Linked DNA regions of Homo sapiens: region 2 is linked to region 1. A link is an interaction called in ENCODE POLR2A ChIA-PET data of the cell type or tissue named here. Cell type or tissue: A673. All regions are shown on one strand. Links, peaks and the distances in the headings refer to the core of each region. The heading gives the core; the rest is flanking DNA.

What was found. Peaks named below come from ENCODE experiments on the same cell type or tissue, not always from the same donor. Only the 100,000 strongest peaks of a DNase experiment are listed, where the experiment ranks them.
Region 2: POLR2A ChIA-PET joins it to region 1 with 6 read pairs; 2 of 35 experiments call an interaction of 5 or more read pairs at or near these places.

What each region holds. Positions count from the first base shown.
Region 1 is chr17:64,185,397-64,194,379 of GRCh38, reverse strand. TEX2 (testis expressed 2) reads left to right here. Exons shown (of 12, transcript NM_001288732.2): 4 at 491-821; 5 at 5,965-6,212. Among named protein-coding and RNA genes, the nearest start is that of SNORA50C, 44 kb to the right of the region's middle. In A673, for the core only: no CTCF peak of the experiment used is centred there; no DNase peak of the experiment used is centred there.
Region 2 is chr17:64,113,797-64,122,779 of GRCh38, reverse strand. The region is part of intron 1 of ERN1 (endoplasmic reticulum to nucleus signaling 1); the gene reads left to right. Among named protein-coding and RNA genes, the nearest start is that of ERN1, 12 kb to the left of the region's middle. RefSeq lists enhancers at 1,313-1,452, 1,683-1,742. In A673, for the core only: no CTCF peak of the experiment used is centred there; a DNase peak (open chromatin) is centred at 4,189; H3K27ac peaks cover 852 bases.

The DNA of each region.
Region 1 (8,983 bases), core at 744-8,743:
TTCATCTGAATGATCTTTAGATTTCTCCAATGTGAGAGAAGTACTTAAAATAGTTTTTATATAAGTTTATTCTTAACTTGAGTTTGATACTCAAGGTTGACTTTAGCTTCCCATCTAGATTTTAGCTATCTTTTTTTTTCTTCCAACTTAAGTTTGGTCCAAGGTCATTAAATTCAGTTGATAGCCAAACATAGTTGATGATAAGCAGCTAAACATTATTATTGTGCTACTGCCACCTGAAAATTACGGATATTTATAACTCTCGCAAAATTATTAAATGCCTACTTTGTGGAATGATTTTGAAGAATAACAAGACACTTCTGAAAATTCCAGTTTCTGTAGTCATGTTATGAACAAGTGTTGAAAGTTATTTCATATTCATCATTTTAGTCAAAAAGTCTATAAGGTTTGCACTTTGTGCTATGCATAATATTAATGCATAGTGTAGCCAATCTTTAATATATAAATCATCATTTTTCTTTCTCTGTAGATTTATCTTGTACCTAAAACTTTGGCTCGAAAGCGAATCTGGAATAAAAAGTACCCCATTTGTATCGAGCTTGGTCAGCAAGATGACTTTATGTCTAAAGCTCAGACTGATAAGGAGACTTCAGAAGAGAAGCCGCCAGCTGAGGGAAGTGAGGACCCTAAGAAGCCACCCCGCCCTCAGGAGGGAACAAGATCTAGCCAGCGAGATCAGATACTCTATCTCTTTGGGAGAACTGGCCGAGAAAAAGAGGAATGGTTTAGGAGATTTATTCTGGCATCTAAGCTAAAGTCGGAAATCAAGAAGTCATCGGGTGTCTCTGGAGGTAAACCAGGTAATGATGTTTGTGCTAAATGCTTATGCATTTTTAAAGGGCCACTAGGGAGAATAGAGAAAGAATGCCAGGTAGGAAGGAAGGAAGGAAGGAAGCCCACCCTGAACTGATGGTTGTCTGCCACCTAATGTGCATTCTCATGACTCATTTACCATCTAGGCTGATCACTGCAGCCGTCTGTCCCAAATCATTTAACCAATGATGGATCCATTTGCAGATGATGTTTATTAGCCTTTGCTGGTTATGTTTTATTTGTATATAATGTGACTCCCCTGAGAGAAGCAGCAACAGAAAAACCCTGGTTCTGAGATGGCAGGTGAGTCAGGGAGATCCTTCAGGCTGGTACTTTCGAGCACCTGACCCTCAATATGTCTTCCGAGCCTGAGCTTGCCATAGAATGCAGAATCCTTGCACTTCCTGACCATTCAGGTCAGATCGTGGTCATTCGGATTGATAACCATGCAGCACCTCTTTGCTCAGCTTTGGCTGGGCTTGGAGCTGCAAGAGACACAAAACCAGTAAAAAGCAGTAGCTCCCCTGTCCTTCAGGTGTTGTGCCTGTTATGCAAAACTGGCACGTATGAGTCAGGTGTTCACAAATTGCCATGCTAAAATGAGTGTGGTGTAACAAATAATTGGGACAAGACCAGTGTGGGTGTTATTAGGGAAAGCTTTCTTACATGGATCTGAAACAAAGACTAGGAGGGAGCCACTCTGGGGCTTTCTCTAACAAGGCATTTGTGTTGATCCGGGAGTTATGCTGGTCACATGAGTGTCACACATTGCTTCAGAGTGCTTTGGTTCCTTCCCCTGGAACATAATCTGAGCCTTTGCCCTAACTCCTTTGCTAACCTTCCATTCTGTCAGCTTCAACACCAGATTCCATCCTAATCCCAGCACTGAGATCTAAGAAGTCCCTTTTAAGAATCAAGACGAATGGGGAGATTACTAGATATATTTATTTCCTAGGGCTGCTGGGACAAAATACCACAAGCTGGGTGATTTACAACAGAAATGTATTCTCTCACAGTACTGGAGGCTGGAAGTCTGAAATCAAGGTGTTAGCAGGGCCATGCTCCTTGTGAGACTCTGCATAGAATCCTTCCTTGCGTGTTTGCAGCTTCTGGTGGTGACCATCAATACTTGGCCCGCAGCCGCATCACTCCACACTGGCCTATCATCACATGGCATTGTCTGTCAGTGGCTCTGTGTCTTCTTGGAAGGACACCAGTCATATGGGATTAGGAGCCCACCCTGTTTCTAGTATGACTTTATTTTAATGAATGGCATCTACAATGACTCTGTTTCCAAATAAGGTCACATTCTGAGATACTGGGGTTAGGACTTTAACATATTTTTTGGAGGACACAATTCAACCCATAACACTGAGTAAAAGAAAATTCAAGTGGGTAAGAACTCCTCAGCACCAGGCACTGCCTAGCTCTCCTGGTAGGTCTAAACCTGTGCTGCTTCTTACGGTAGCCACCAGCCCCATGTGGCTTTTGAACACTTGAAGTGTGGCCAGTCCAGATGGAGGTGTGCTCTAAGTATAAGATGCACATTGGATTTCAAAGTCTTAGTCCAATAAAAGAATGTAAAATATCTCATTAATAACTTCTTATATTGGTTACATGTTGAAATAATATTTTAGATATATTGGGTTAAAAATATATTCAAATTAATTGTATTCTTTTTACCTTTCTTTTTCTTTCTTTCTTTTTTTTTTTTTTTTTTTTTTTTTTGAGATGGAGTCTAGCTTTGTTGCCCAGGCTGGAGTGCAGTGACACGATCTTGGCTCACTGCAACCTCCGCCTCCCAGGTTCAAGCAGTTCTCCTGCCTCAGCCTCCTGAGTAGCTGGGATTACAGGCACCCGCCATCACGCCCAGCTAATTTTTTATATCTTTAGTAGGGACAGGATTTCACTATGTTGGTCAGGCTGATCTTAAACTCCCAGCCTCAAGTGAACCGCCCACCTTGGCCTCCCAAAGTGCTGGGATTACAGGCGTGAGCCACTGTGCCCGACCTCTTTTTACATTTTTAAATGTGACTACTAGAAAATTTAAAATTGTTTATGTGGCTCAGATTGTATTCCTACTGGAAATATAAAGGTCTACTGGTCTAGGCACTGAAGCTCAGAATCAGGTAACCCACGGGGGTATATGGGGCCACCAGGAAACACCACCTTAGGTACTTAGGGGCCCCCCAGAGCACCTTCAAAAGAGGCATGTTATTCATGGACTTAAATAAAGCATTTGATTATTTTTAACGAGTTCAATTTTTGGAAATCCTGCCAAAAGTTCCACTCAGCACACAACAAACATAATGGTAAGAGTCAGAGATGTGGGAAAACCTTCAGTGCACTCACTGGTACTAAAGCAAGGCTCACACACCACTAATGTCTTCGTACATCTGTAAGTCTGGGTTGCCTTTGAAAGCTATGAATTGAGATATTTATGGTAAGTTTAAGCCACCAAAAGTGTGATTAAACTAGTAGCAAGGTAAATTGGTGAGCACTGTGCTGTTCTTCAAAACCATCTCTGAATCAGTGACTACATAGGTGGTCAGCCGTGAAGGTAGGACTGGTCTGATTCTCTGAGGCCAGGTACATCTATCAGTACCAAGAAGTTAGAAGTCTTCCTGCTCGACGACCTGCCCTGTCCTCTCCCTCAGGGATGCTGTCACCAAAATCATAGATTTCTCTAGCAACACGGATTGTGCTTCTCAGACTTGAATGTTTGACGGGATCTTAAGATGCAGGTTCTGACTCGAGGTCATGGGTGGGGCTGAGATTCTGCATTTCCAGCCAGCAGTGCCCAGGCTGCAGGTCAGGAAAGGCCTCCCGGAGGAATAAGAATCTGGAGACAGCAGGAAAGCCACATGGTCATTTGGCAGAATTCCAGTATGGTCTCTGCACAGGAAGGTCCTTGACTTTATCAGGGGCTATTGTCCATGAGACCCACAGTGCAGTGACGACTCCTGTGCTTTGTCCCACTCAGGGGAAGGGTGAGGTGATGTGAAGAGGCTGTTCTGTGGGCAATGAGCACCAGCCAGGCCTCGTAGGGGGTTCCTTTCCTCCTCTACATGGAGTGTGGCTCAGTCACAATGGGATCAGTTTGGTTTGAAGTGTTGGTATCATGCTGCCCTGTTTATTTCATCTTTTTTTCTCTTTTTTACTATTAACTAAACTGTAATCTTTATTTGGATTTCACTGGTTTTTCTACTAATGTCCTTTTTCTCTTCCAGGATCCAATCCAGGATATTAAATGTAATATTAGTTTACATCTATTTTTTAATGTTTTTGATGTAGCTTTTATCCTAGCAATTAAAAAAATGCTAAACATGAAAACGGTATAAGGATAATAAAAGTTACAAAAATGTATTTTTATAGTTATGCAGTGTAAAATATTAAAGTGCTGGAAATTATCTGGCTAAAATTTAAATTAAGAAATGGCTTGCGTGACCCTTTGTGAGGCTCTGGGGAATTATGGTTCTGATGGTTGGAGCCTCTTAAGAAGAAAATGGTTTGATTTGATTTTTTGATTTCTTTCTTTCTTTCTTTCTTTTTTTTTTTTTTGAGACAGAGTCTTGCTCTGTTGCCCAAGCTGGAGTGCAGTGGTATGATCTTGGCTCACTGCAACCTCCGCCTCCCAGGTTGAAGCGATTATCCTGCCTTCAGCCTCCCCCAGTAGCTAGGACTACAGGTACAGGCCACCATGCCAGGCTAATGTTTTGTATTTTTAGTAGAGATGGGGTTTCATCATGTCGGCCAGGCTGGTCTCGAACTCCTGACCTGAAGTGATTCATCTGTCTCGGCCTCCCAAAGTGCCGAGATTATAGGCGTGAGCCACCGCGCCCAGCCTGGTTTGATTTTAACCACTTTACGTTTCACCTGGCCATCAGAGTAAATCTAAATAAAATTGTTAGCATCAGGCGCATCCCATGCTTAAAACCTCTGGCGCAACAGGGTCAATATTAAATTCGAGGTTGGCTTTTGAGGCACTTTGCAGTCTGTTCCTGGCTAATCTCTCCATCCTCATTTCCTATCCTCTGCCCCCCGTACTATGCTTAGAACTTCACTGAATCTCTCACTGGCCTCCAAACATACTGTGCCCTGTCACTGCTTTTTGCATATGCTGCTTCCTGTACCTGGAATACTCTTCCCCACCTGGGCCAGGAAAATGGCAACTATTCCCTCAAGATACAGCGTAGATGTCACTGCTGTGAAAGTCAGCTAGGGTAAGCACCGCTCCAGTCTCTTGGGCAGAGGTAGTCACCCCCTTCTTTTTGCCCAGAGAGTCCCTTAGTTGTGCTACAATTTTGACACTTGTTACAGAAGATTGTGATTTATCTGCTTAGGTGCGTGAGTTCAAGGGCAGGGATTATGTCTTCTTTTTAGCATGGTGTGCTTGAAAGTGCTTGATGCATAATTTGTCGAATGAAAGACATCTTTGGAATTGCTGTGAGCTTGTGGATGAACAATTAATTAGCTCTCTACCCACTTTCCATTTACCCCTGATAGCACTGACAAGTTCGCCACTACTTGGGATGTGTTGGTCCTATATTTGACCTTTTCCTAAAAGATCATCAGGAGAAAAGAGAATAGTACCTACCAACTATATTTCTTTACTTCCATTACTCTAATTATCTTGGAGAGGAATAAAAACCGTTCTTAAAAATTACCTTAGAGAAAAAGGTACTTTTCAGGGTGGGAAATAAACTTATAAAATTTTTTTTTTTTTTTTTGAGATGGAGTCTCGCTCTGTTGCCCAGACTGGAGTGCAGTGGCATGATCTTGGCTCACTGCAAGCTCCACCTCCTGGGTTCACACCATTCTCCTGCCTCAGCCTCCCGAGTAGCTGAGACTACCGGCGCCCACCACCACGCCCGGCTAATTTTTTGTATTTTTAGTAGAGATGGGGTTTCACTGTGTTAGCCAGGATGGTCTCGATCTCCTGACCTCGTGATCCGCCCGCCTCGGCCTCTCAAAGTGCTGGGATTACAGGCGTGAGCCACCATGCCCAGCCCCTTATAAATATTTTTAAACAGTCATTTGATAGCATTGTAGCTGCTTTTCTCAGGGAGTCCGCTTACTTTGCAGTTGTTTTCTTCATTGTGTGAATAGCCCCCGTCTTCTTGGCTCCAGGGCTTTTGCCTGCACACAGCAGACACAACAGTCCGTCCGGGCACCTGACCCACAGCCGCAGCAGCAGCAAAGGCAGTGTGGAGGAGATCATGTCACAGCCAAAGCAGAAGGAGCTGGCAGGCAGCGTGCGGCAGAAGATGCTTCTCGACTACAGCGTGTACATGGGCAGGTGTGTCCCCCAGGAAAGCCGAAGCCCCCAGAGGAGCCCCCTGCAGAGTGCGGAGAGCAGCCCCACAGCTGGGAAGAAGGTAAAGCTGGCTGCTGGGCCGGACCTTTTTCACTTTTCGACTTAGACACATTTCTTCATGCGTAAGTGCTCCGAAGCCCTGTTGTGGGCACTGGGATAACAGTGGTACACAAGACAGAGAAGGACCCTGCCTTTGGGGAACTTGTAATCTACTCAGGAAGACAGCAAGAAACAAGCACCAGGTGGTGGGAAGAATGAAAATAAAGTCAGACAAGGGAGGAGGGGAAGTGGCCAGAACTGCTATTTTATTTATTTATGTATTTATTTATTTTTAATTTTAAAAAGTTTGTACTGTTTTTCTCTGCTATTTTGGATGGGTGGTCAGGAAGGGCCTCTTTGAGGAGGTGACTTTTGGGCACAGACCTGTTGGTCACGGGGGAGTGAGCCATGGTGATGGGTGTGGGAGGAGCACTCCAGGTGGGAAAAGCAGCAACCCAAGGGCCCGCTGTAGGCATGTGCTTGGAATATTCGAGGAACAGCAAGGAGGCCTGGCCGGACAGTGAGCAAGGGAAATGGGGAGGTAGGGAGGCTGGAGGATCAGGATGGGAGGCCATGGGAGGGTTTTGAGCAGGGTATGATGTTGACTGATCTAAGTATAAAAAGATAAGTGGCTCTTGGTGGAGAACTGGCTGTAGAGGGAAAAAAGGAGTGGGAGGTGACTGTCATAGTGAAGGCTGGATCAATGTGAAGGTAGTGACAGTAGGTGGTGAGGAGAGGCTCGGCTGGGGTGTGCTTGGCAGGAGGCGCTGGCTGGATTTGCTGACGTGAGAGAACGCAGAGGCCAAGATTTGCACTTTGACCTGAGCAACTGGATGATCACTAGGGGTTGTTGCAGAATCACTGGTGATTCAGGTCTCATTCCTCCAAAACCATTGTATTTTCAAATTCTCAGTCTCCTCGGCTATGCCCAGTGCTTTTGAAGATTTACCATGAACATTCTTTACAAAGTGTAACCGGACACGGACTTAGGATCATCTCTGATAAGATAACTCCTGTAAGCTGCCAGATGCCAGGCTCTGTTAGGCACTTTAATAGAATTACTCTGCTCTCTTGAACAGTCCTGCAAACTAGACAGGATTGTCTCCATTTTGTAAGCGGAGAAACTGAGGCTTGATGAAGTTAGGTAGCCTAGTCACACAGTTGCTAAGTGATGGAGTGTGCAAACCTCACCTGAGAACCCAGGGGCCCCTTGGCTCGCTGAGACTATTTTGCTGGGTTATTCTGAAAGCCTGCTTGGCCTGAGGCCTCCTGCCTCTACTTTGCACACTCTTCAGAGTCACAGTCTCTGCCTGGGGGACACTTAACCTCTCTTTCATATCCAGGTGTTTGACCTCTTTTTTTTTGAGACAAGGTCTCGCAGTGTCACCCAGGCTGGAGTGCAGTGTCGTGAACATGGCTCATTGCAACCTCGACCTCCTGGGCTCAAGTGATCCTCTCACCCTCCTGGGCTCAGCCTCCCAAGTAGCTGGAGCTACAGGTGTGTGCCACCATGCCCAGCTAATTTTTGTATTTTTTGTAGAGATGGGGTTTCACCATGTTGCCCAGTCTGGTCTTGAACTCCTGAGCTCAAGAGATGCACCTGCCTCGGCCTCCCAAAGTGCTGAGATTACAGGCGTGAGCCACCGCCCTTGGCTGTGTTTGACCTCTTACAATGACCATGTGTATTTCTGTTCTTAATGAGAAGCAAGCCATTGCTCTTGATCCGTTGATCCTCTTCAGTGTGGAAGAGGTCACTCACCTGATCTGTTTGAATTTGTCAGGGCAATAAAAGACCATATGCCTCTGCTGGCCTGCGACCCACTACCTCTGCACTGAGTCACCCCAGCTTTAGTGGGAAGCAGACCTCCCTCTAGGCAAGAGTGGGGTGATATAAAACTTTTCTACAAATGGTCCTGTTTACCACTGGTGAGTTTCCCCTCCCTCCAAATGCGAGGCTGTCAGCTGTCTGGACTCTCATCAGACTCAAGAAAATCAAGAGGAGAATTGTGCACTGACGTTAAGAAAATTATCCAATAAAATGCTTCCTTTTGAAAGATTTCCCCAAATTAAAAAACAAACCTGATTTTAGAGCTTTGTTTCCTTGGTTTGTGTTACATGTGCATATTGTATGCTATGTTCACTGGGGTCCCTGATGTCACAGCCCAGCATTGCTGTCAGGGGCTCTCTTGTTCCAGCCACCTGGCACTTACCCTTTAAGCACCCAGACATTTCTTTTCCCTCTTCTAAGTCTGATGACTTTTTTTTTTGAGATGGAGTTTTGCTCTTTTTCCCCAGGCTGGAGTGCAATGGCGTGATCTTGGCTCACTGCCATCTCCGCCTCCCAGGTTCAAGCAATTCTTCTGCCTCAGCCTCCTGAGTAGCCAGGACTGCAGTCACACGCTACCACGTCCGGCTAATTTTGTATTTTTAGTAGAGACGGAGTTTCACAATGTTGGCCAGGCTGGTCTTGAACTCCTGACCTCTGGTGATCCACTCTCCTCGGCCTCCCAAAGTGGTGGAATTACAGCGTGAGCCACTGTGCCTGGCCTCTGATGAAATTTTTTTTTTCTTTTTTTAGTTGGAGTCTCACTCTGTCGCCCAGACTGGAGTGCAGTGGTGCTGAAAATTTGAATTAGAAAATATCACTATTTTGGGGGGCAAGGGCCTAGTTTTCCAAATGTTTAGTGCCTGGTTTGGAAGGGGATTTAATTCAGGAAACAAGGGAACTCTTTTTTAAAAAATGTCTGAAAGTGCAATGGTACCACTTCCAGCATGGGTACATCAGGAAGAGAG
Region 2 (8,983 bases), core at 500-8,499, 71 kb after region 1:
AGCCAGTTATCCTTATACAAGTTAAAACATTCTCCAATTCCTTCCAGTCTTTGCTTAATAGGACTTTTACATGATTCACACTACACTTTTGATCAAAATTGTTATTACCCAGTTTGATCACACAATTTATTGAGGACACTTGGATTTGGTTTTCAGCTATTTATTAAAATGAAATCCATCCTAAAGTGAACAGGATTTTTACCATTTAGGGGATTCAAAAGTATATTCTTTGAAGGGAATTTCCAAAGAATTCCAGAAATATTTTGAGCCCTAGAAGCATGTATGAATAGATGTGTAGCCTCCCAAGATAACTGGAATCAGAGTGCATTAGACTGCTTGATGGGCTCTCGGCCATGTAGTCCAATGAGTCTCAATTTTTTCCCCTTCCAGCTGCACATAAGAAATATGGCGCACATCCCTCAGTAACAGTATGAGCACATCAGAACCTAGGAGGGTGGTGTTTGGGGCACCCTCTCTCAGGCATTACCCTCCTCTCCCAAGCTGAGAAAAATTACTACCCTGCTCTGTCTTCCAGAGCAGACAGATGGGAAAAGGCAACCAGCAAGGGCTGGTAACCTGTCCAGGGTCATGTGTGAGTGGCAGAACCAAACCTTAAACTTGATCCTCCTACCTCCCTTTGAAGAGAAGCCCCTGCAGTGCTTATGTTCTGGTGCGTATGTTGGGACAAACCAGTCTGGCTACCCTCAGTCATACCCTGAGGAGCTGACCAAACTATGTGGCCATGAGAGAAGGATCTAGAGAAGGTCTAGGCCAGTAGGCTTTCTTGTAAGCTTCAGGAAAATACCCAGATAATGTTATTTTTCCTCCGTTAAGAATCATGGCCTTCTACCCTTTGTTGCAGTTGTGCGAAGATGCCATTTTGAGATGGGAATGCTGCCTTCACCTGAGAGTCTCCATCAAGGAAATTGGCCATTTTCAACTGTAGAGTCAAATCCAGCAATCATGGAGAGAGTAGGGATTAAAAGCCTGCTCGGCTGGGCACAGTGGCTCACGCCTGTAATTCCAGCACTTCAGGAAGCTGAGGCGGGCGGATCATAAGGTCAGGAGTTCAAGACCAGCCTGGCCAACATGGTGAAACCCCATCTCTACAAAAATACAAAAATTAGCCAGGCATGGTGGCGGGCACCTGTAATCCCAGCTACTCATGAGGCTGAGGCAGAAGAATCGCTTGAACCTGGGAGGCGGAGGTTGCAGTGAGCTGAGATCCTGCCATTGCACTCCAGCCTGGGCAACAGAGACTCCGTCTCAACAACAACAACAAAAAATTGCCTGCTAAGCCTAATTCACAGTTTAAGCTAATTTCTTTGCTTGGAGTCTAATAATATCCAAGCAGGTGCATGTTTTCAGTAACATCTCGCCTAGTCATATGTCTGAAAGAACAAAACTGAAAGTTCTTTCCTTAGAGGCCTTTAACCCAAGCCGCTCTTCTCTAGCTCAGTCACAGCCTTCACCAAGAAGTCCTGAAAAGATAGAACTCTTGCATTACCGTGCTGGTTCTGGGTGTTTGCCTTTGCAGAGGCGCCACCTGCCAAGCAGTTCTGGCACCAGGGAGCAGGTCTGTGATGACAGGAGAGAGACAGTGGCTGTGACTCTGGCTCTTAAACCACAATGGAGGGATTCAAGTTAGCTTAGGTAGCTCTCAGAGGAGACTAATGAGGGAAGGAAGGAGCAAGGGGGGAAGGAAGGTGCCCCTGGGAGTGTGTCTCACTTCCCTTGCTGGTTCATCCGAGAAGGCAGGGACCCTGGCTTGCTGATGGTTGCATCCTCTGTGGCATTTAACGTGGCATGCTGGTTATACCCACTGTAGGGGGCACTCAGCAAATATTTATTGAATTCTTCTTTGAGACTCATTAAGACCAATAAAGGGGCTGTATTATATCATCAAGCAAGTGGGTTGTGGATGGGGGTGGGAGGTATTGCTTCAGCTATATTTTATATTCTTTAATGGGATTGCACCAGTTGTGTGTCTTTCTACAGAACTAGAGGAGCTTTCAGGATATTTGCTTGGGTGGACGTGACCCATAGTGTGTAGTGTTCTTTTGGTGGGCTCTTCTTATCAGTAATGAGATTAATTTTTCCATTGCCAAACTCCATGAGGTAAACAGTTTGTGATTATTTCATGTCAGTTTCATTTTTCACTCAGCATGATGTTTCACTGTTAAAAAAATGAACCTTGGCCCAGAGTTGTCCTCTCATGTATTAAACATGACTTCCTTTGTTAGTAGACTAATTTATAATTATAATTCAAAACCATCCCATTCTCCAGTGGATTATTTCCCCCCTCTCTGTCAGATGAAGGAATAATTGTTTGTCTGGGCTGCAGGAGTGTCTGTCATGGAAACCGAATTTTTCTGTACATTCTCTGAACAAACAGTGCTGTCACATCCCTAGAACCTGACATTGTCATTGATCTCCAGTTGAGTCAGAGAAGTTTGTTGACCAAGGTAAATCAGATCTCTCTTCTCTTAAAGCAAATGGCCCATGACTCCTGAGGGGCCACTAGGAGTGAGAGAATCACCTGTACAGGGGGCCACAACTGTGGCTAGGAATGTGTTACTTGAGGCGGTGCTTCCCAGCCATGACTCAGTCACCTGGGGAGCTTTTTAAAAACGCTGTGCTGGGGCCCCATCCTATGTGAATGAAATTGGAATCTCTGGGAGTGGGGGCCGGCATCTTTTCTTTTTTAAAAAAAAAATGTTTAAGGCCAGGCTCAGTGGCTTACACCTGTAATCCCAGCACTTTGGGAGGCCAAGACAAGAGGATCACTTGAAGTCAGGAGTTTGAGACCAGACTGGGCAACAATGAAAGACCCCATCTCTACCAAATAAACCAGCAAAAAATGTTTTAAGGCCCAAGTGACTCTGATGTGCAGCCAGGATGAGGCCTTCAAGTAATTTTTGTACCTTAATCCTGGAAAGAACAAATGCATCTCCAAATTCCCAGTCACGTCACAGAGCACGGGACCAGACTAGACACAGCATTTGGCTCATTTTACAGAGAGGTTAGGATTGATAGAGTCCGCTAGTTAGTGTTAGAACTAGAAATAAAGTTCTAACTTTATTTCTAGTTCTAGGCGTGGTGGCTCATGCCTGTAATCCCAGCACTTTGGGAGGCTGAGACGGGCGGATCATCTGAGGTCAGGAGTTGGAGATCAGCCTGGCCAACATGGTGAAACCCCGTCTCTACTAAAAAAATGACAAAAATTAGCCAGGCGTGGTGGCGCGTGCCTGTAATCCCAGCTGCTTGGGAGGCTGAGGCAGGAGAATTGCTTGAACCCAGGAGGCAGAGGTTGCAGTGAGCCAAGATCCCACCACTGCACTCCAGCCTGGGGAACAAGAGTGAAACTCAATCTCAAAAAAAAAAAAAAAAAAAAAAAAAAAAACCTAGAAAAAAAGGAACCTAATATTACATTTTCTCTACTGTACTATATCATTCAACTTTTAAAGAGCAGGTAATTTAATGGATTTTTTCCTTTGAATACAAACTGTTGAAATTGCTTTTATCAGCTTTAACTAATAGGCCTTATATTAAAACATATTTAGTTACTGAATTGTAAGATGTTTAAATGTTTATTTAAAGTTACCCGACTTATGCTTGTTTATTTATTTATATATTTGTTTATTGCCTTTTCCATATATTAAGAGGCTTAAGAAATCAAAACAATGTTGTTTTCCAGGCTCCTTCACAGTATCCTGATGGGTAAAATCATCTTCATGGTTTTAAAAGAACCTTCCATAACAAAAATGAAATAGCCATTGCGAGTGAGGAGAAGGGATTTGTAGAAGGAGTGAGTTAGTTAAAGCACAAGAAGAAGCTTGTGAACCAACAGGAACTTTCCTATCAGGGTGGGAACATATGTTTTGGAAGCAAATGGTGGGAGGGTGCAGGCTGTGACACTCCCTTCCCCTTTTCATGTGAGAGCTGGCTATTAGCCTCATTGCCTGAGTCAGGCAGAGTTCCCTCGAAGGGTTTTTATAGCAGGTGCCGAGCTGACAAGCCCAACTGTAGAACACAGGAGAGGACCAGTCAGTTGTCTCAGCTCCCGGACCCATCTCAGTTGTTTCTCAGAGGATCTTTATTAGCTGGTTTAGAAACAGGAGGACACTTGCTTTCAAGCATCACATTGAGTGGGCTGGACCAAATCCAAAACTCTGCTGGAACCAAGTTGACAAATGTCAGTAGAATTGGGAGCCCGCTCTTTGAATACAACCTTGGAATGGGGCTTGGCACCTGGCCTGAAAGCGCTGTGTGGACTCCAGCACCAGGGCTGTTTCCTAATTTAACTTAATGCTTAAAGGAAATCCCAAGTGGCAGACCAGTTCTGCACTCCTTGAGCAGATAGGCATTTAGCTGTTTTTAAATGTAAAATCATTTTAGCTGTTTTTAAATGTAATCATAGGGCCAGTATCTTGTTTCTATATGTGTGTTTGCCCCATATGATGAAATTGTATGCATTCTTTCAGCAAGTGAGAGTCCGGAGGTTCTGTACTAGCTAGCTGTGCAACTTTGGGCAAATGAGTTATTTCCCCCTCTGCTTCCTCATCTGTAAAACAAAGCAACGGAACCAGAAAATCTCTTTGGTGGGCCTGTTTCCAAATGTCTTCCCAAATTAGGATCACCATTTAGGTGAAAGCGACTAGTCCCCCAGCCGCCTCTTTTTCTGGTGCAGCCTCATACGGGGAGGTAGAAGATGGGAGGGCTGCTTTGCTTTGAGCCTCCCAGCTTCCTAGCTCTTGAATGTAGTGAATTTCATCTGTTCATCCATTTATTTATCAACTTTTTGAGTACATATTTTATGCCAAGCACTGTTTGAGATGCTTGGGAAACATGAACAAAACAAAGACCCCCGCCCTCATGGAACTTCTACCTAGTTGGTTGGGATAGACAACAGCATGGTAAATACATTATATAGAATGTGATAAGGTGATAAAATTCTGCAGGGGTTGCAGGGGAGAAACATAGAGCAGAGCAAGGGAGATGGAGGCCTCGTAAGTTGCCACACACCGTGGTGTGGTTTCATCGGCTCTCGCTCACCTGTCTTGTATAGGGCCTAGGGCCTTCCCTGACCACTGTACTCTCGTAGACTAGATCCCTTCCTGCACTCCAAATAGCACCACGTCACTTAGTGTTGGGGTAATGTACAGGTTGGTGCTCCTGTTTGTTTCTTGTCTAATCTTCTGGAGGACTGGTGTTGATAGTCCTCAGGTATGTCTGAAAATCCTGAGCAAATATGAGGGACTGAGCGTGAACATTGTTGATTTTTCTTTACTTTCTATTTCTTTTTTCTTTTCTTTTTCTTTTTCTTTCTTTTTTTTTGAGATAGAGTCTCACTGTGTCGCCCACACTGGAGTGCAGTGGCGTGATTTTGGCTTACTGCAACCTCCGCCTCCCGGGTTCAAGTGATTTTCGTGCTTCAGCCTCCCGAGTAGCTGGGATTACAGCCATGTGCCAATACGCCCAGCTAATTTTTGTATTTTTAGTAGAGACGGGGTTTCGCCATGTTGCCCAGGTGAGTCTCAAACTCCTGGCCTCAAGTGATCCACCTGCTTTGGCCTCCCAAAGTGCTGGGGTTACAGGCATGAGCCACTGCGCCTGGCCACATTGTTGATTTTTTTAAAAATTTTTATTATTTATTTATTTTTTGAGATGGAATCTCACTCTGTCGTTGAGGCTGGAGTGAGGGCAGTGGCATGATCTCTGCTCACTGCAAGCTCCGCCTCCCGGGTTCACACCATTCTCCTGCCTCAGCCTCCCAAGTAGCTGGGAATACAGGCACACGCCACAACACCTGGCTTTTTTTTTTTTTTTTTGTATTTTTAGTAAAGACAGGGTTTCACCGTGTTAGCCAGGATGGTCTCAATCTCCGGACCTTGTGATCCGCCCACCTCGGCCTCCCAAAGTGCTGGGATTACAGGCATGAGCCACCGCTCCCGGCCACGTTGTTGATTTTTAAGGATAACATGATAAGACATTAAATCCTGTCAGGGAAACCTCAGAAAACCCCCACAACTCAGAGGGGTCAGAACCAGCCATTCTTTGATTTTTGTGATGGCTGTGCACCCAAATACACAAATGGGTGTGTTTGTGTGTGTGTGTGTGTGTGTTATTTTTTTTTTACATTAAATAAGATTACATTTTTTTTCCATTGTAGGAGTATTTGTAACATCTCCCGATAAATTGAAATGCGGTAAGAAAGTTCTAAGAACAAATTTGGGGAATCTCTGACCTTTAAAGGTACTACCTCATTATGAGCAATCCAGTGACCTTATTCTAGAATTCTGTTAGGGTTCGTTTTCCACTTGCCATGAGCTGGTTTTGCAAAGAAGAAAACGGTTTCCTTTATATGTGGAGATTAAGAACAAGTTTATCTGTAGTTTTGGTGCTCGACTAACTGGGAACCAAGCCACAGTTGCTTGTAAAACGGACCCTAAGTTATCTTGATCTTGATGGTTCAGTGCTTGGAAATCTCTGGGGCTTTCGGTGCCTGGTAAAAGTTCAATCACTTATCTGATTTGTGGTTGGCAGAAGAAAAGGTATCACCCTTTCAGTTTAGGAGATGGTTGCTTTTAGAGTCTATAGTAGGTAGGTGTGCCTGGGAATCAGCCACCTGGTCCCATGTAACATTAGTTGATTTTCATGGTATTTCTTTTCCCCATCCTGAACCTTAAAGTGAGTCAGATTATTACTAATTTCTAATGTTGCAATATTTTGAGATAAGCGGAGACACTTAGATGTTGCAAGACCAGGATTGGAAATGACTATGTTCAAAGGCATTAGGACTTCTAAACTCTGTCAAATTGTTATGCGGATTTTGGGCATGTTTTGATTGGTTGGGGCTAGAAGAAGCTGCAGCAAAGCCTGAGGAGAGATGAGGGTCTGGTAAGTCATGGATCATCATGCTTCAGAGCTGCAGCCACCATCCACCTCAGGCTTCTTACTTTCTTGGAAACCCATGCCTGGAAAAATCTAATGACTTGCCCAGAGCTCAAACCAGACCATGCATCTGTGTGCCCACCTCATCTTCTGTCAGCTTCATTCACCCCAAAAGCATCTATATGTTCCAGACTCATGAGGATACCTGAGGAACTTTGGTTTTGTTTTTAAACCAAAGAGTTTTGAGAGGATAAAATAACAGGTTTTGAAGCTATATGGACACAGGCTAGGGCAAGGAGTGAGAAGACAGCTGAGCAGGGTAGGGTGGGACCAGACTCTTGGAACTGCTCTGGGCAGGACCTGGATATGCTGCCAAGTCAGCTTTCGGGAAGTTCGGCCATGGAACTTGCCGTCTTTTTTTCTGCATTACACGACTCTCCTGCTAGACGGCAAACCCCTTGAAGCCAGGAGTTTTACAGGCCTTGGGGCGGCATTGCCTTGTGTGTAACAGGACCCTTCTTTCTGCATATATGTAGGATAAGAGTCCAGCTTAGGGGCAGGGTTGGAGTAAGTGAACTAGCACACAGGAGTTGAAATAGAAGAGTCAGCCAACAGGAAGAAGTATGAGGCAGGGAGTGCCTGGAAGAGATTGGCAAATCCTGAAGTCCTTGCCAGCCTACTTGAGTAATGTGAGACCATGAGCCAATGACTTACCTTGTCCTGTAAGTTTAGTATCCCCAAGATTTCTGCCTCTTGTAATGAAAATAGTCCTGGCACTGACTGCAGGTACTGTGGAGATGGGGCGCCTGGAAGATTAAAAAGACGGGAAGGTGCAGGTTTAACTCCTCAACCCTTCAGAGGGAGCTTTCTGATTCCATGCATGATGGCTAGTCAGAGAAATGGCTCCCCCTCAAATGAGGAGTCTTAGGAAGCAAGAAAACCTGCCTTGGGGTTTGTTCTGAAGGCCACATTTCATCACAAAAACAGCCATATTTACTACGCTCTCCTACGAAGTTCTGATGTGTTCTGCTAATATTCAGCTGTAAACCAGCTAGGCAACATCAGTCGAATGTTAGTATAAATTAAAACACTGGAGGAGACTCACCGAGAGTGTGAACAGATTGTGGTTGGTGTATTACACGCCTCACCTTAGGGAGAGTGCTTTTTTTTCTTCCAGGTGGCTTTACAACGATGTGAACAGCAACCTTCCTGTTCTTTCCTTCAGCTGCATAGATAACAAATAAGACACGTAAAAAAAAGATTCTGACTCTTGTGGCCCACGCCATTCTGGGACTTCTCCCCCAACCTCACCGTGTCCCATATCCCCTCTGCCTTCTCTGTCCAGCTACACTGGTCCACCGGGTCCTCAAACACAACAAATTCTCTGCAGTCTCAGAATTTTGCATAGGCTATTCCCTCTGCCCAGGAAATTCTTCTTTCCTTCTCCCTTTCCTATAGATCTTAACTCAAACATCATTTTTAACACTGTGCTTCCCCCACCATCACAAGACCAGATGCTCTTCTTCTGTTATGCTGTCGCAGTTTCCAGTATGTCCCTTTCATGGCACTTACTACAATTTGTCATTTTATGTTTGTGTCATTATTGATTACTGGGGTCTCCTATTGGACTGTAAGCTCCATGAAAGCAGGAAACCAGATCTCATTTGTTGTGATTAGATCCTAGTGTCTCATACAGTTCTTAATGAATAATAGTAACTGACACTTACATGATGCTTACTGTATATTAGGCCCGTTCAAGAGCTTTACTTATGTTGACTCAACACTCCTTGCAAAAGCTTTTTTTTTTTTTTTTTTAGCATTTACCTTCTTATTACAGTCTTTGAAAGCCCATGGAATTATTCTAGGGACACAGAGGACTTTGTGGCATAGATTTAGGTAAAGGTCACCGGGCACGGTGGTTCACGCCGGTAATCCCAGCACTTTGGGAGGCCGAGGTGGGTGGATCACAAGGTCAGGAGTTCAAGACCAGCCTGGCCAAGATGGTGAAACCCCCATCTCTACTGAAAATACAAAAATTAGCCGGGCATGGTGGTGGGCGCCTGTAATCCCAGCTACTCGGGAGGCTGAG